Linked DNA regions of Homo sapiens: region 2 is linked to region 1. A link is a contact called in ENCODE Hi-C or POLR2A ChIA-PET data. All regions are on one chromosome and are shown on one strand. Each heading gives the region's core, a stretch centred on a gene start or an enhancer-like site at or near the end of the contact. The rest is flanking DNA. Distances are from core to core; before and after follow the strand shown. Region 1 overlaps UBR4 (ubiquitin protein ligase E3 component n-recognin 4). Region 2 holds the start of MICOS10-NBL1 (MICOS10-NBL1 readthrough).

Evidence for each region. A loop is a pair of places that touch in the nucleus more often than their neighbours do. ChIA-PET counts read pairs that join two places held with the same protein, here RNA polymerase II (POLR2A). Pooled maps may share reads with other maps.
Region 2: a pooled map shows a loop between it and region 1 (4-fold over the local background). The contact joins the promoter of MICOS10-NBL1 here to the enhancer-like site in region 1. A Hi-C loop is called at or near these places in 5 of 50 pooled maps. POLR2A ChIA-PET finds 5 or more read pairs at or near these places in 2 of 52 experiments (Panc1 and activated T-cell).

The regions. Positions count from the first base shown.
Region 1 is chr1:19,070,355-19,077,596 of GRCh38, reverse strand. UBR4 (ubiquitin protein ligase E3 component n-recognin 4) reads left to right here. Exons shown (of 106, transcript NM_020765.3): 105 at 695-857; 106 at 2,701-3,087. The coding sequence ends at 2,765. Among named protein-coding and RNA genes, the nearest start is that of IFFO2, 120 kb to the right of the region's middle. RefSeq lists a silencer at 25-193 and an enhancer at 6,731-7,242. Within about 2 kb of position 2,589, at least 17 of the 41 ENCODE cell types and tissues checked have a DNase peak (open chromatin) inside an H3K27ac peak, as active enhancers do.
Region 2 is chr1:19,592,384-19,599,625 of GRCh38, reverse strand. MICOS10-NBL1 (MICOS10-NBL1 readthrough) reads right to left here and starts at 2,647. Exons shown (of 4, transcript NM_001204089.2): 1 at 2,517-2,647. MICOS10 (mitochondrial contact site and cristae organizing system subunit 10) reads right to left here and starts at 2,647. Exons shown (of 4, transcript NM_001032363.4): 1 at 2,517-2,647. The coding sequence starts at 2,580. It overlaps MICOS10-DT (MICOS10 divergent transcript), which reads left to right and starts at 2,794. Exons shown (of 2, transcript NR_135054.1): 1 at 2,794-2,916. RefSeq lists a silencer at 2,225-2,434 and an enhancer at 2,555-2,854.

The DNA of each region.
Region 1 (7,242 bases), core at 1,340-3,839:
CACGCCCGGCTAATTTTGTTTTTTTAGTAGAGATGAGGTTTAACCATGTTGGTCAGGCTGGTCTGAAACTCCTGACCTCAGGTGATCCGCCTGCCTTGGCCTCCCAAAGTGCTGCTATTACAGGCATGGGCCACTGTGCCTGGCCCACATTTGTAGCTGAGATCACTCCTGTCACCTGCTCCCGAGCCTGCTCCAGACTCGGCTGTGCAGGAAGACCTTCCCCGCCGGGTCTCTCTTTGCTGCTCTTGCCGTGCTATTGGGATAAGCTCTGTTGCCCTGAGTGAGTCTGACTTACCGCAGCCAGCTTATAACAGGACACTCCTCTCCGGAGAGAATCTGAGTTTTTGAGTTGGTTCCTTTCATCATCGGAATGAGACAGCTCATGGAAGCACATTGACAAGTCCCTTTGCTCTGGGGAATGCGAATGGGAAGTGTACGGGGAGGGAATGCAGCCACTTGTTGGAGCCTGTAGCTTCAGGTGACACAGTGCCTAATAAGGAGGGCCTAAGAGGAATGAAGTGAAATTGTGTCGTTCCTGGAGACAAAACGCACGCTCTAGGGTGCCTGTTGGTATGCTTTGGTGTAGGTTGGGAGGGCTGTCCTTTGAGGGGTTGAAATGGCCTGACTGACTTGAGGCGGAAGATGAGGCAGCAGTAAGTCACCCACCTCTCTTGTCTCCTGTTGATTCTCGTAGAAGGTGCCTACCAGTAACACAGAGGGAGGCTGGTCCTGCTCTCTCGCTGAGTACATCCGCCACAACGACATGCCCATCTACGAAGCTGCCGACAAAGCCCTGAAAACCTTCCAGGAGGAGTTCATGCCAGTGGAGACCTTCTCAGAGTTCCTCGATGTGGCCGGTTAGTGTCAAGGTTTTCTCTTTTAAAGATCCTCCGCAGCAAAGCCCCATGTCTTCCTCCGTGGGTCATCCGTAGCTTTATCTTCACGACCAGAGGAAACGCAGTATGAACCAGCCTGTCAGCTGCCACTGAAAGCCCTGGGAAAGATGCGTAAATAGCAAGTCACCGATAACGAGAACAGCAGCTCTAACATGTACTGAGCACCCCCTCTTTCCCCGACATGGGCTGTTCACTGTATGTGATCTCAGCCCTCGAGGCAGCCCTATATGAGGCAGGAGCTTTGGTTATCCCCATTTTATAGATGGGGTAAATGAGGCTCTGAAGATCAAATAAGTGGCCAAGGGAACATAGCTAGAAAGTGATAGCATCCCTGTTTGAGTCTGTTTTTTAATGGCAGTTCAGAGAATTAACATGCAAATTGGAATGCCCCTGTCTTCCTCCTGCGTCTTAGGTCACAGTTGACCCCAGGGAGGCATGGGCGACCCAGCAGGGCCGCTCTGAACTGTGGGTGTGGGAGACGTGGTCAGACAATTCCTTATCCTACTGCTAGTAAAATTGAAATTCTTTGTGTAACAAATTTGTCATTCTAATTGCAAACAAACACATTAGAATTGGTTTGTATTTCATAACCAAGCACCAAGTGACAGCAGGGGGAGGTGACTTGGCCCGTGCCTGGGAAATCCACCTAGGGTTAAAAGACAGTGCCCTGTGAGGTTGTGGGCGCCGCGGCATTACAGCCCCCATCAGAGCACCCGCCCTACAAAGGTCAGCTCCCCAGAGCCAACGCACAGGTAACCAAACCTGCCAGCTCTTTTTTATGATCTTGTTTCATTTTTTTATGGCATTCGTTGTGGGAATTTTGTAAAGTATAAAGAAGCAGGAAAACAAACTCCCCCCAGATCCCACTGTTAGGAGAACGCCTCTGCTAACATTTTCTCTATCTTGTTATCCTCTGGGAATGAGACCCACTAAAGGGCTAGAGTGTTGCTCAGTGTGAATTCCTCTTTCTTCCCAGCTCAGAGCCAGCTGACCGATTTTCCCAAACAGCTCTGTGCCTCCGCATTGGCTGCCCCTTGCAGTGTCCTCAGCGGAAGCTCTGTGCTGGGATGGTCTTCGTCGACCTGGTGCCTGCCTCCGCGTCTGGGCGGGCCTGTGCTAACACTGCTCACCTCTGTGTGTTTGTTAACTCCACCACCTCTTTACGGCTCCCACTGGCTCTGTTTCAGCCTAGATGTTTCACCAGCATCATACCTTAGCACATGCCTCGCGTTCTTCCCAGAAAGTCAGCCCTGGGACCAGGTGGGCTGGTAAAGTCCTCAGTGCTGGGCCCTGTGCCTGTTGCATGAGCCTGTGTCACTGTGACTGTGGAAGTTGGAGCTAGTGAGAGGAGGAGGAGGTGGGCAGAGGAAGGAGGGTCCCTTGGGCTCGAGCTCCACATCAGCCCTGAGCTGCTGGCAAGCACCCCTGGCCTGCAGCCAGGGAGAGCCAGAGCCTTTGCCAGGCAGCGAGCCTCCGTGCCTTCCACTCCTAGGTCAGGTTTTGACAGCACCACTTTATTACTTTGTTTAAGCTGTTAGAAAATTTCAGAACATCAGACACACCCTATTCAAATGTGAGAACAAAAACACCTTCCAGCAGTGCCTGCTTCTGGAACAGGACTCCTCCTGCGGAACAGGGTTTTGCTCAATGACTACCTCCCCGGTCATGCTGCTGTCCAGTGAGCAGCCGGGCCAGAGCTTGTCGGACCGCAGTGTGTTCTCTGCTAGATGCGGCAGCTGTGACTCAGGGGGAATGGGGGCTGTATGCCTGCTCCTGACACACCTCTGCCCGTTGTGCTTTGCAGGTCTTTTATCAGAAATCACCGATCCAGAGAGCTTCCTGAAGGACCTGTTGAACTCAGTCCCCTGACCACCACACAGCAGCTGCGGCGGCGAAGACGAAGCTGGCTTGCCTTCCACCCTCTGTTCTCCCTCCTTGTGCATTAAGTTCCCTCCGCGGGATGCTGCATTGTTACCCCGCCCTCCCCTCTCTCATTTTTCTTGGTGTGGCTTGGGGTTTTTAGGCTTCCTGTTTTATCTCGTGTGTGTGGTGCACCAGCTATGAGGTTGTCTGTAACCCAAGCCATCAAAGGGCCTGTACATACCTAGGAGCCATGAGTTGTCCCGGCCAGCTTCATACTTGAGTGTGCACATCTTGAGAAATAAACAAGTGACTTAACACACATTGAAAAGGAAGGTGTTGCCTGCTGCTTCAACTCGTCCTCAGTGGCGCAGGCCAAATGGTTTCCCTTGAATGCACAGCCATTTCCGGCGTCAGCCCGGGAAGACTCATGTCAGACCCGCTGTCTCCAGGCCTGTTGTCAGCGCTAAGTGCAACCTGTCTATTCTTGGCCAGCAAGTTGGGGCACCACATTGGATGGCTCTGATTTTTCCCAAAACAAAGCCCATGCCTTGCTCTTAATTTTTTGGCCTTAAGAGCTGGAACCCAAAGACACGTGGAGCCCAGAGCTTTCCTAGCCCTCGGCTGAAGGAAGGCTCGCGGAGTAGGGCACAGTCTTGTTGGACCACAGAGGCCTGGGGAGCATTTGACATTCTCATGCTGCTGTGAATCGGGAATCCCTTGGTGACTTCTCTCCAGGGTTGTCATGTTAAGAGAGGGCCTGGGGCAGACTTAGGATCAGGATAAAGAGAGTGGCTGCTATTGACATTGCCAAGCACCCAGTGTATCTTATTTCTAATCTCTTTGCCCATGAGCCAGAGCCGCTTGCCCAAGGGCTCCCAGCCAGGGGCTGTGGAGTTGTCAGGTTTGTGCCTCCGAAGCTGTGTCCTGACCACTGTGGCTGCCGCTCCTGGAGGCCTCAGACCTGCTCCCCTACACACGTGGGCAGCAGGACTCCCGAGGGCCTCTCCCCAGACTTCGGGAGAAGGCTCACCTCGTGGGAGGGAGGGCTCGCTCATGCCCATCTCCTTTCGTTCTTTGCGGGCCACTCGGCCAACTGACGTCGGCCTCTCCTGTCTGGATGTCCAGTTTCTGTGGCTCACTCCTCAAGCCAGATCATCTGGGACTGAGGGTGGCCTCTGGGCTCCTGTAGACTTCCACAGCCAGGATTTCACATCCCTCCCCAGAGCCTCGGACCGAACAGCCACAAGCAGCCATGAGTGTCGTGCCTGGACTAAGCTGGAGAGACAAAGGCGTTTGTGGCAAGGGCCCAGCTGGAAGCCCTGGCAGGCCAGAGCATGCATGTGCTGGCTTGCACGAGCATACTTTGGTGTTTGTGTTGGGGACACCGGGCTTCTGAGGGACTGGCGTGGCTCCAGGGTGGGGAGCAGCCTGGTTGAAGCGCGGCCAGGCACTCACTCTGTTGTTCAGATCCCAGCTCCACTGCCTGCTGTGTCCACAGTCTCCTCACCTGTCAAATGGGAATATCTATGTGGCGGGAGGGTGCTGAGGTTTCCACGAGCTAATCTGCCTGCTGTGTAGTAACTAGTAGCTTTTCTTACTGTTAGTGAACTTGTTTTAGTCTGAAGGAAGGCACCCATGCCCCAGGTGAAGTCCAGCTGAGTTCAGTGAGGACGATGGAGACCCTTGGTCTTGGCACCCTTCTGCCTTATACTGGGAATGCCTCAGGCTTGCTCCTGCTGTGTGTCTGTGGTTGCCCACTTTCTGCTGGTCTCCGAGAGACTGATTCAGGTGTTCAGGAGTCTGTTCGCTATTACATCACCTCCTTGTGAGAAATAAAGTGGAGCAGCCTCATCCAGACAGCAAAGCAAGGAGGGAGCGTGAGGAGCAGCCAGGTGAGCTGGTGGCATGGGGCCGCCTGTGCAGAGGCCGGCCTCGCTGCTTCATGTGGCTCAGGGAGGCTCAGCACGTCCGTCATCACACCTCAGGGCAGCGAGAGTGGACCTGGTGCCTTCAGAAGCCCACCCGAGGCCTGCTGCTCTGGCCTGCAAAGGTGGAGTCACCAAAGCTCATTACAAAGTGTTTGCTTATTTTTGTCTGCCCTGCATTTTTTTATTTCTTGCAAAGGCCTCAGAGGATGTGGGCCCCAGCCCAAACACATCTTGTTTTCACTAGTAGAGCTTTTCCTAGTGTCTGCACAGGGGTGCTTCCAGTGGCTCTGCCATAGCCCCAGACAAGCTGCTGACACGGCAGCCATGAGGTCTGGGACAGGTTCCAGGGGGTGCTTTTGGCCTGCTCCAGCAGGAGTGGAGGCTGGACTGGTCTCCAGCAGGAGTGGAGGCTGGACTGGTCTCCAGCAGGAGTGGAGGCTGGTCTGGGCTCCAGCAGGAGTGGAGGCTGGTCTGGGCTCCAGGAGTGGAGGCTGGTCTGGGCTCCAGCAGGAGTGGAGGCTGGTCTGGGGAGAGAGCTACACCTCCCCAGGCCCAGGTCTCACGAAAGGAGCATCGAAGGGCACCGAGGAAAAAGCCACTTAGCCCTCTCCTGTCCTGCACCATTATCTGGGCCCATTGGTTCTTGGGTCCCTGTCTTTCTCAACAGGCAGCCCCAGTTGGGGAATTAAGTTGATTCTGGACTGGCTATGCCTAATGATAGCTGCAATTTGAAACCCATAAAGTTCGAGTTCAGCAATAAAGTTGGGGAGGCAGTGTCAACACCTTCCTTGTAGAACGGCTGAAGCCTCTGGTGTTCCTCAGTCAGCAGCCGCCCTGGTTCCCAGCTGTCCAAGTTTGTTGCCCTTAGAGGTGAAAAGAGAGGCCCCCTGCCTGCACCTCCCCTCCCCAGGGGTGTTTGTTGGGACACCGGGGGCTGCGCTCGGTTCTCTGCATTTTACTCCTGCGTCAACCCTGTATGTTAGGTGGTGGAATTTCCGCCTTACCAATGGGGAGGCGGTAACCCAGAGGAGGTAACTCGCCTGCTAAGGAGTCAGGAGCTGAGGGGTCTGCGGGACTCCAAAGATTACTCTGGGTCATGCGACTTCATTTGTTCCTTCCAGGATGTAGCAAGTGTCTCCTCGGTGCCAGGGACTTACCAGAGGCCGGGGGCACAGCGTGCATCAAACAGGCTCTGTCCTCATGGAAAGGAGAGAATCAGAACTGAGGGGTTCCAGGGACATAAGGTGTGAGGTGGCAGTGTGAAGTGTAGACAGATCAATGTGGGGGACAGGCTGTAGTTGGCATGCTGCTTACGTGGGGTGGCCGGGTTGGTCAGCTCCCAGCTCCAAAGTGCCCATGGCCAGATTCTCATACCTGGTTGCAACAGGCATCCTCTTTGGTCACTTAGCAAACCTCAGCTGGGCACCTAGTCTGTGCTCCGCTGTCAGCATGGGGTCCCTGTAGGGGACTGGGAGGAGCCAGAAAAGAGACTCACTCTGCTCTCTAGGCTGCGGAATATAGCCCAGAGCTGGCCACTTCCCACCACCTTCGCACCCAGACCCAGCTCCTGGATCTCCCACTTCCTCCCACTCCGTAGTCCATTCTCCAAGCACCCAGAGCAGTCACTTAAAAACACGCTGCAGGCGGTTGCCTCTGAAACTCTTTTCACTTTCACATTTTGAAGGGCAGCTAAACTACCTCCCAGGCTCCCAGACCCTCTCCAGCCTCCCTCCTCCCCACTCCCTCTCATCCCCGCTCCACACACTTGCTCCCTGCTGTTCCCTCGCACAGGGCACATATCCACCGCCCAGGCTCTCACTTTGTCCCATTAGCCCAGATGTTTGCGTGGCTCATCTCCTCCCTCCACTCAGGTCTCAGAGATGCCCCTGAGCCCTGATCTGGGAGAGCAGTGCCCTCCGGGGCTCTCTCTGCCCCTGCCTGCCCTGTTTCGGTCCTTTCCTTCGGCCTCATGCAGCTGTGGTCAGCTCGCCTGTTCATCTCCCTCTGCTGCGTCCTGCTAGTAGCTTTCCTTTATTTGCTGCTGCATCTACAGTGCCTAGAACAGTGCTCAGTGCATAGAGGACGCTCGGGGAGTATTTGTTGGCTAAATGATGGGTCTATGTCAGCATCTCCCAGGGAACAGTCAGCCATCTCCACAACCCTATGCCTAACTCTGGGATGAAGGGCAATAAATCCAAACCTGATTCCAGTAAGAGGCTGGAGCAGGTGGGCCCATGAGGGCCCTTCCCCACCAACCCCTGCCCTTTGCTGTTCCTGCAGCAAGGCTGTGCTGAGACCCTGGAACATGCTGGAGGCAGAGCTGGCTCAGACGCAGGCTGGAGTGCCCAAGTCAGGGCTCCTGCCCGGCTCCTGCTCCGGGCCCTGCCCCTTCCTCCTCCTGTCATAGATCACCTCAGGGCAGGGCCATTCCTTTGCCTGGAGCTAGCTCTGGTCTCCGAGACCACAACAAGTCCTTTTCAAGCTGGAGCAGTTCCCAGCAGCACCAAGAGGATGGCAGAGAGGGACAAGGTAAATCCCCAGGCTGAGCTCCCTGG
Region 2 (7,242 bases), core at 1,398-3,897, 520 kb before region 1:
TACAAAGGTCAGTTGAAGGCCCTTCCACACTCTTATTGAATGACCTCAGCCCATCCCTTCAGTCACTTAATATACAACCCTACAGCAAAAGAGTCTGAATCACTCATTTTAACTTATACCTGAGATCGTACATCACCTTGCCTCATTTAATTACTCCACATGTATATGCTGCACCCCTATCAACGTTCTACGCATGAGAGACAGAGTGACACTATTCACTGCCTCACGTGGTCTTCAGTAGCACAATAATATTAATATCAACAACTATTGGCTGGGTGCAGTGGCTCAAGCTTGTAATGCCAGCACTTTGGGAGGCTGAGGATGATGGATCACTTAAGCCCAGAAGTTTGAGACCGGCCTGAGGAATATGGCAAAACACCGTCTCTACCAAAAAATACAAAAATAGTTGAGCATGGTGGCACACACCTATAGTCCCAGCTACTCAGGAGGCTGAGGTGGGAGGATCACTTGAGCCCAAGGAGACAGAAGTTGCAGTGAGCCGAGATCCCACCACTACACTCCAGCCTGGGTGACAGAGCGAGACCCTATTTCAAAAAATAAAAAACAACTACTATGAGTGTGGCGCATTGGCTCATGCCTGTAATCCTGGCATTTTGGGAGGCTGAGGCAGGAGGATCGCTTGAGCCCAGGAGTTAAAAGACCAACCTGGGCAACATAGGGAGACCCTGCCTGTATAAAAAAAATAAGTTAATTAAAAATAAATATAAATAAAATACATTAAAAAATTTTAAAAGCCAGTTATTATGACTACCATTACTGTATACATAAAGCACCAGGCACTGTGCTAAGTAGCTTATGTATTTTTCTGTCCTTTACTTTTTTTAATACTTTCAGGTAAATCTCTTTTGATCACCATTTCGTAGTTGAGAAAGAGACTTTACCCAAAGCTACAAAATTAGTAAGGATGGGCGAGAAGAGTGAGAGTGGATGATTCGAACTCAGCTCTGTCTACCTCCAAAGCCCCTTCTTCTTCTTCTCCTTTTTTTTTTTTTTAAGGGAAGGGTCTCACTTTGTTTCCCAGGCTGGTCTCCAACTCCTGATCTCAGGCGATCCTCCCGCCTCGGCCTCCCAAAGTGCTGGGATTACAGGCCTGAGCCACTTCGCCCAGCTCAAAGCCCTTTCTTAACTATATGACATTGCCTAGTAACTACTTTGGTCATTTCATAGCTAGGTGTTAAGTCTTCTCTCTGAACTGCAAGCTGTTAACAGTAACAAAACAAAAGTGACTGTTTAGTCGCTTCCAAAATAACCCATTCCTAAGTGATCCATATTCAAGCCTTTAAACAAACTAACTCATTTAATCCTCCCAACGACTCCATGAGATAGTAATAATTATTACTGCCGATTTCCAAATAGGAATCAGGCACAGAAAAGTTAAATAACTTGCCCCAAATCACTTGACTGTAAGTGCTGAATTCAGAGGTGAAATGGTAACTTATAAACTGTTTCATTTATTGACTCACTCTCAACAATTTTTATTAAGCACTCTTTTAGGGGCTGGGGATGGGGCAGTGACTAAACCAGAAAACATCCCTGCTCTCATGGAGCTTACAATCTTATTCCTCAATGTTTTCATTCAAAGACACAATCCTAAATCCTCTTAAATACCCTAAGATTACCACACAAAAATATCACATTTGGGTAACAAAAATTAGCATCGAAGAAGGAACATGGGACTTGACCCCAGAAAAGCTGGGTAAAATCCCTAATTTTGCCATTTGTTAGCTGTGACCGTGGGCAAATTCCTTCACCTGACTCTCCATTTCACGGCCTGTAAAAAGATTATTTCGCACAATGAAGACAATATACGCTCAATAAACGAGTTTCCTTTCTCCTCCCCACCATACAGTGACTTCATAATTTGTGCCGTCACTGAGCACGTGTTAAAGGACTACGCAGAAAAACTTAACGTGAACAACTTCTTACTTTCCAGCGCAATTCTCATTCCAGATCATCACCCCTCTAAGTTCAGGCCCCAGACTACTCTGATTCAAATAAATCAGGTGGCAAGTCGGGAATGACAGCAACTCGCATCAGGGCCTGGCGGTGTCTATGAAATGCTCCAGGTGACCTTCTCCAGAAGGCACTTTGGTTTCCGCCGGGGAGCAGCGTGGCCTCCTGAGCCGGTTCCCCGCCGCGTGCCGGGGAATGCACCACCCGGGAGGAGAACCCCGCGGCTCCGGCACGAGGGTGTGCCCCGACACTGTCTTCCACTCAAGAGCTCTGCGACTCTCCTGCCACCTGCCAACCCCGACCACCTCCTCCGGGCTGCAACTCCACCCCGCACCCGGGCTGCTGCTCCGGCTCCTCGGGTCTGTGCCCGCCGCCCGAGTGACCTCCCGCCGGGGCCCGGGCGGCTCGCCCTGGCCGGAGGGGCCGGAAAAGGCCGAGAGGCCTGACCTCCCGTGGGGCTTCCCTTCCTTCCTCCTGGGCAGCGCAGCCTGGAGCCAGCAGCTCTGCACCGGCCGGGCCTGCTGGGGCGAAAAGCCCCTTACCTATCTTCACGACCGCATCCGCCAGACACCGGTCCCACTTCCTGCCGAGCTCCGACTCAGACATGTTCCCCACCCGCGCCTCCAGCTTTCCTCTCGGCCGGCCCCCGCGCTCCGACCCCTGAAAGTCTCGCGAGAGCTGGAAACAAGTCCCAGGTCAGGAAGGCAGGCGCAGACGCTCCAGATATCGCGAGATGATCCGCTGCTTCCATCCCTTCCGGTTTTTTCAGTTGGTCGTCAAGGTGACGAGTTGTCTGGAGGCTCGAGGTGACCCTGACCTTGGGGCTGCGCCTATGGGTTTGCGAGGCTGACAGTTTCCTAGGCGTCACCCCAAGCCGTGACCAGGCCTTTCCTCCTCACCAAAGTGCGACATTGGCCCTGGAAATCCCCCGGGCAAGAGAGGGTACAGACTTGATTTATTCATTCATTAACGTACTCACCTTCACTTTCCCTACTCACTCTCTCATTCGTTCACTGGTTTCTTGCATTGGAATTCCCGCCTGAACCACTAACACCGAAACTGCTCTGGGAAAGATTACCTACCGCCAAATCAAATGGACTCTTTTCTGACCTCTGTACCGCATTCCACACAATTTTCCCTCCCTCTGATCCTCCCTGGCTCCTCTATTCGTTTCACTCCCGGTAACGCCACTCTTTCCTCTTCTCCCCATCTGCTGTTGTCTGTTGGTTTCCTCCAGGGCTGCCTTTTCTCTGCCAGCTGTTTAAGGACTGTTGGTTCGCAAGCTTCCATCAATTCTCTTTTCACTGTACAGACTCTCCCTGAGTAATTGCAAACACTGCCAAATTATATCTCCAGGTAAAACGTCTACCTCAGGCCTCCTATCCATGTATATATTTACACACCCACCCACACACACACACACATACACATACATACACAGGGTGCCCTCTGTATCTGTGGGTTTTGCATCCATGGATTTAACCAACCATGGACCAGAAACATTTTTGAATCAAATAAAAAATAATGCAAAATTTAAAATACAGTACAACTATTTACCTAGGATTTACATTGTATTAGGTATTATAAGTAACCTAGAGATGATTTAAAGTATATGGGAGCCAGCGCAGTGGCATGCGACCGTAGTCCCAGCTACTTGGGAGGCTGAGATGGGAGGATTGCTTGAGACTAGGAGTTCGACTTCATCTCTTTAAAAAAAAATAAGTAATTTTAAAAAAGGATATGTAAGCATGTGTGTAGGTTGTATGCAAATACCACGCCATTTTATATATGGGACTTGAGCATCCTGCATTTTGGTAACTGCGAGATCCTGAAACCAAATGCCCACAGCTATCAAGAGAGATTGTATATCCAGCCTACTGGCTAGTGTCATTGATTTTAGTCTTCCATCCTACCAACAAATAGAAATCTGACCACGTTATGCCTCTGATTAGAAGCTGTCAATGAAGGCCGAGAGCAGTGGCTCACACCTGTAATCCCAACACTCTGGGAGGCTGAGGCGGGAGGATTGTTTGAGGCCAGTAGTTCAAGACCAGCCTAGGCAGCATAGTGAGACTCCTGTCTCTACAAAAAATTTAAAAAATTAGCCAGGCTAATGTGATGTGTGCCTTTAGTCCCAGCTACTTAGGAGGCTGAGGTAGGAGGATCACTTGAGCCTGGGAAGTGGAGGCTACACTGAGCCATGTTCATGCCACTGCACTCCAGCCTGGGCATCAGAGTGATACCCTATCACAAAAGAAAAAAAAAAAAAGCTGTCAATGACTCCCATTCATACACTGGATCTATCCAAGCTTCAACACTGCACTGATTCTAGGAAGCCTAGTCAGATAGAGCTTAGAGCTGCCTTCCCCTTCTCATTGTCCCACTACCCTGCCTACCCGCATTGATTTCTCTATCTAGTACTGAAACATCTGGTTGTAGATATTATCTGCTAGTAGAACTAGAAGTTGCCCCTTCGTCTTCATACTTCCAGTCAGAGCACAATGCCTTGGATAGTAGGGTCTTCTATGAAATATTTGTTGAACTGAATTGAATTTATTCACCTATTTATTTGTTTATTTATTTATTGAGAGAGAGTCGCGCTCTGTTGCCCAGGCTGGAGTGCAGTGGCACGATCTCGGCTCACTGCAACCTCTGCCTACTGGGTTTGAGCAATTCTTCTGCCTCAGCCTCCAAAATAGCTGGGATTACAGGCGCCCACCACCACGCCTGGCTAACTTTTTGTATTTTTTTAGTAGAGATGGGGTTTCGCCATATTGGCCAGGCTGGTCTTGACTCCTGGCCTCAAGTGATCCACCCACCTTGGCCTCCCAAAGTGCTGGGATTACAGGCATCGTTCAACTATTTATTTGCAACTATGACAGCAAAACTCTGTTGTATCAGATCTTGCTACGACAGCCTCTTCCTTCAAGATAACTTCTATGACCACCCTTCCCTTCTCCTAGTTCTCTATTTTTTTAAATTATTCTTTCTTTTTTTTTTTTTTTTTGAGACAGAGTCTTGCTCTGTCACCCAGGCTGGAGTGCAGTGGCATGATCTTGGCTCACTGCAACCTCTGCCTCCCAGGTTCAAGAGATTCTCCTGTCTCAGCCACCTGAGTAGTTGGGATTACAAGCACGTGCCACCACCCCCAGCTAATTTTTGTATTTTTAGTAGAGATGGGGTTTCACCATGTTGGCCAAGCTGGTCTTGAACTCCTGACCTCAGGTGAACCACCCACCTCAGCCTCCCAAAGTGCTGGGATTACAGGCTTGAGCCATCATGCCCAGCCCTATTTTTCCTATTCTTTAAATTTTTCTTTGCTTTTCCTTTTTTATAGAGGTGAGGTTTTGCTATGCTGCCCAGGCTGGTCTCGAACTCCTGGGCTCAAGCCATCCTCCCACTTTGTCCTCCCAAAGTACTAGGATTATAGGCCTGAACCACCATGCCCAGCCCCTTCTAATTCTCATCACAGCTACTTATCAGATGATTTGTGTTTTTAATAATTGTTTGTAATTTTAACAATTATTTGTGTGTCTTTTGGATTTTGACTGTGAGCAAATTGAGAATGGAGGCCGTGCCATTTCTGTATCCCTAATGCTTAGCAGAGAGCTTGGTATATATCGGATTCTCAATAAATGCTTGTCGAATGGACATAAAAATTAATAAATAAGGCCGGGCACGGTGGCTCACGCCTGTAACCCAGCACTTTGGGAGGCCGAGGCGGGTGGCTCACAAGGTCAGGAGATCGAGACCATCCTGGCTAACACGGTGAAATCTTGTCTCTACTAAAAATACAAAAAATTAGCTGGGCATGGTGGCGGGCGCCTGTAGTCCCAGCTACTCGGGAGGCTGAGGAAGGAGAATGGCGTGAACCAGGGAGGCAGAGCTGGCAGTGAGCCAAGATGGCGCCACTGCACTCTGGCCTGGGCGACAGGGCAAGGATCTGTCTCAAAAAAAAAAAAAAAAAAGAATAAATATATGAACAAATGATTTAATTAATCAGAAAGAGAAAAAGTCCCTGTTCTGGGGAAACTGTGTAGTGTAACATTTCTGTTGAAAAAGAAAGAAAATAAACTTCACTAAAATACCTATCACATGGCTGGGTGCAGTGGCTCATTCCTGTAATCCACTTTGGGAGGCCGAGGCAAGAGGATCACTTGAGCCCAGGAGGTCAAGGCTGTAGTGACCGTGATGGTGCCACTGCACTCCAGCCTGGGTGACAGAGCGAGACCCTGTCTCTAAATAAATAATACCTATGGTGTGTCATAAATAGCTGCAGGCACTTCGCATAATTTCATTTATTCTCACAGCAGGTCAAGATTAGCATCTTCGTTTTCAGATTTGGAAACTGAGTCTCCGAGAAGTTAAGCAACACAGAAGATGCACAAAGCTCCACGTTGTGTAGATTTAAAATTGACAAAGGCATTTTTATTGGATTCAAGAGAGTTGTAAACTCTTGCAAAAGGTAGAGAGCAAATTACAAAAGCAATCAGAGGCAGATGTGATAGCATGAATCTGGAGCCAGGCTCTCTGGGTGCAGATCCCAGCTTTCCCATTTCCTAGCCTTCTTTCTATTGTTCTGTTTTCCCACCATTCCTTCCCCAATACAATGTTTTGTTCACTGCTATATCCCTAGCCCTATAAGATTATCTCACACATAGTGTCTGCTTGATAAATATTTGTTGGTTGAATGAATAAGATGAATGAAAACTCTGGAGTTTTTGTACTTCTTGAAGAACAAAGATTAATACAAGTGGGGAAAAATATTTTTTTAAAAACTCAGCAATACACTCATTATAAACTTAGTTACATTCAAAATGATTAAAAATAGGTTTCTCATTGCTGGGGTTACAAACATGGAAAGGAGGAAAGCTGCAAAGAACTCTATGCTGTTGGATTGGAATTGAAGGTGTCAGTATGACCTCATAGTGTTTAATATAATAAAGATAAGAAAGTACTCAGAGGATGATAGTGACATGTCGAAGTATTTTATTTACTTATGTTATTTAGAGACAAAATATCATTCTGTTGCTCAGACTGGAGTGCAGTGACACTATCATAGATCACTGCAGCCTCGAACTCCTGGGCTCAAGCAATCCTCCCACCTCAGCCTCCCAAGTAGTTAGGACAACAAGCACATACCACCTGGCCTGCTATTTTATTTTATCATTATCATTATTATTATTATTATTTGAGACAGAGTCTGTCTCTGTCACCCAGGCTGGAATGCAGTGACGTAATCTCGCTCACTGCAAGTTCTACCTCCCA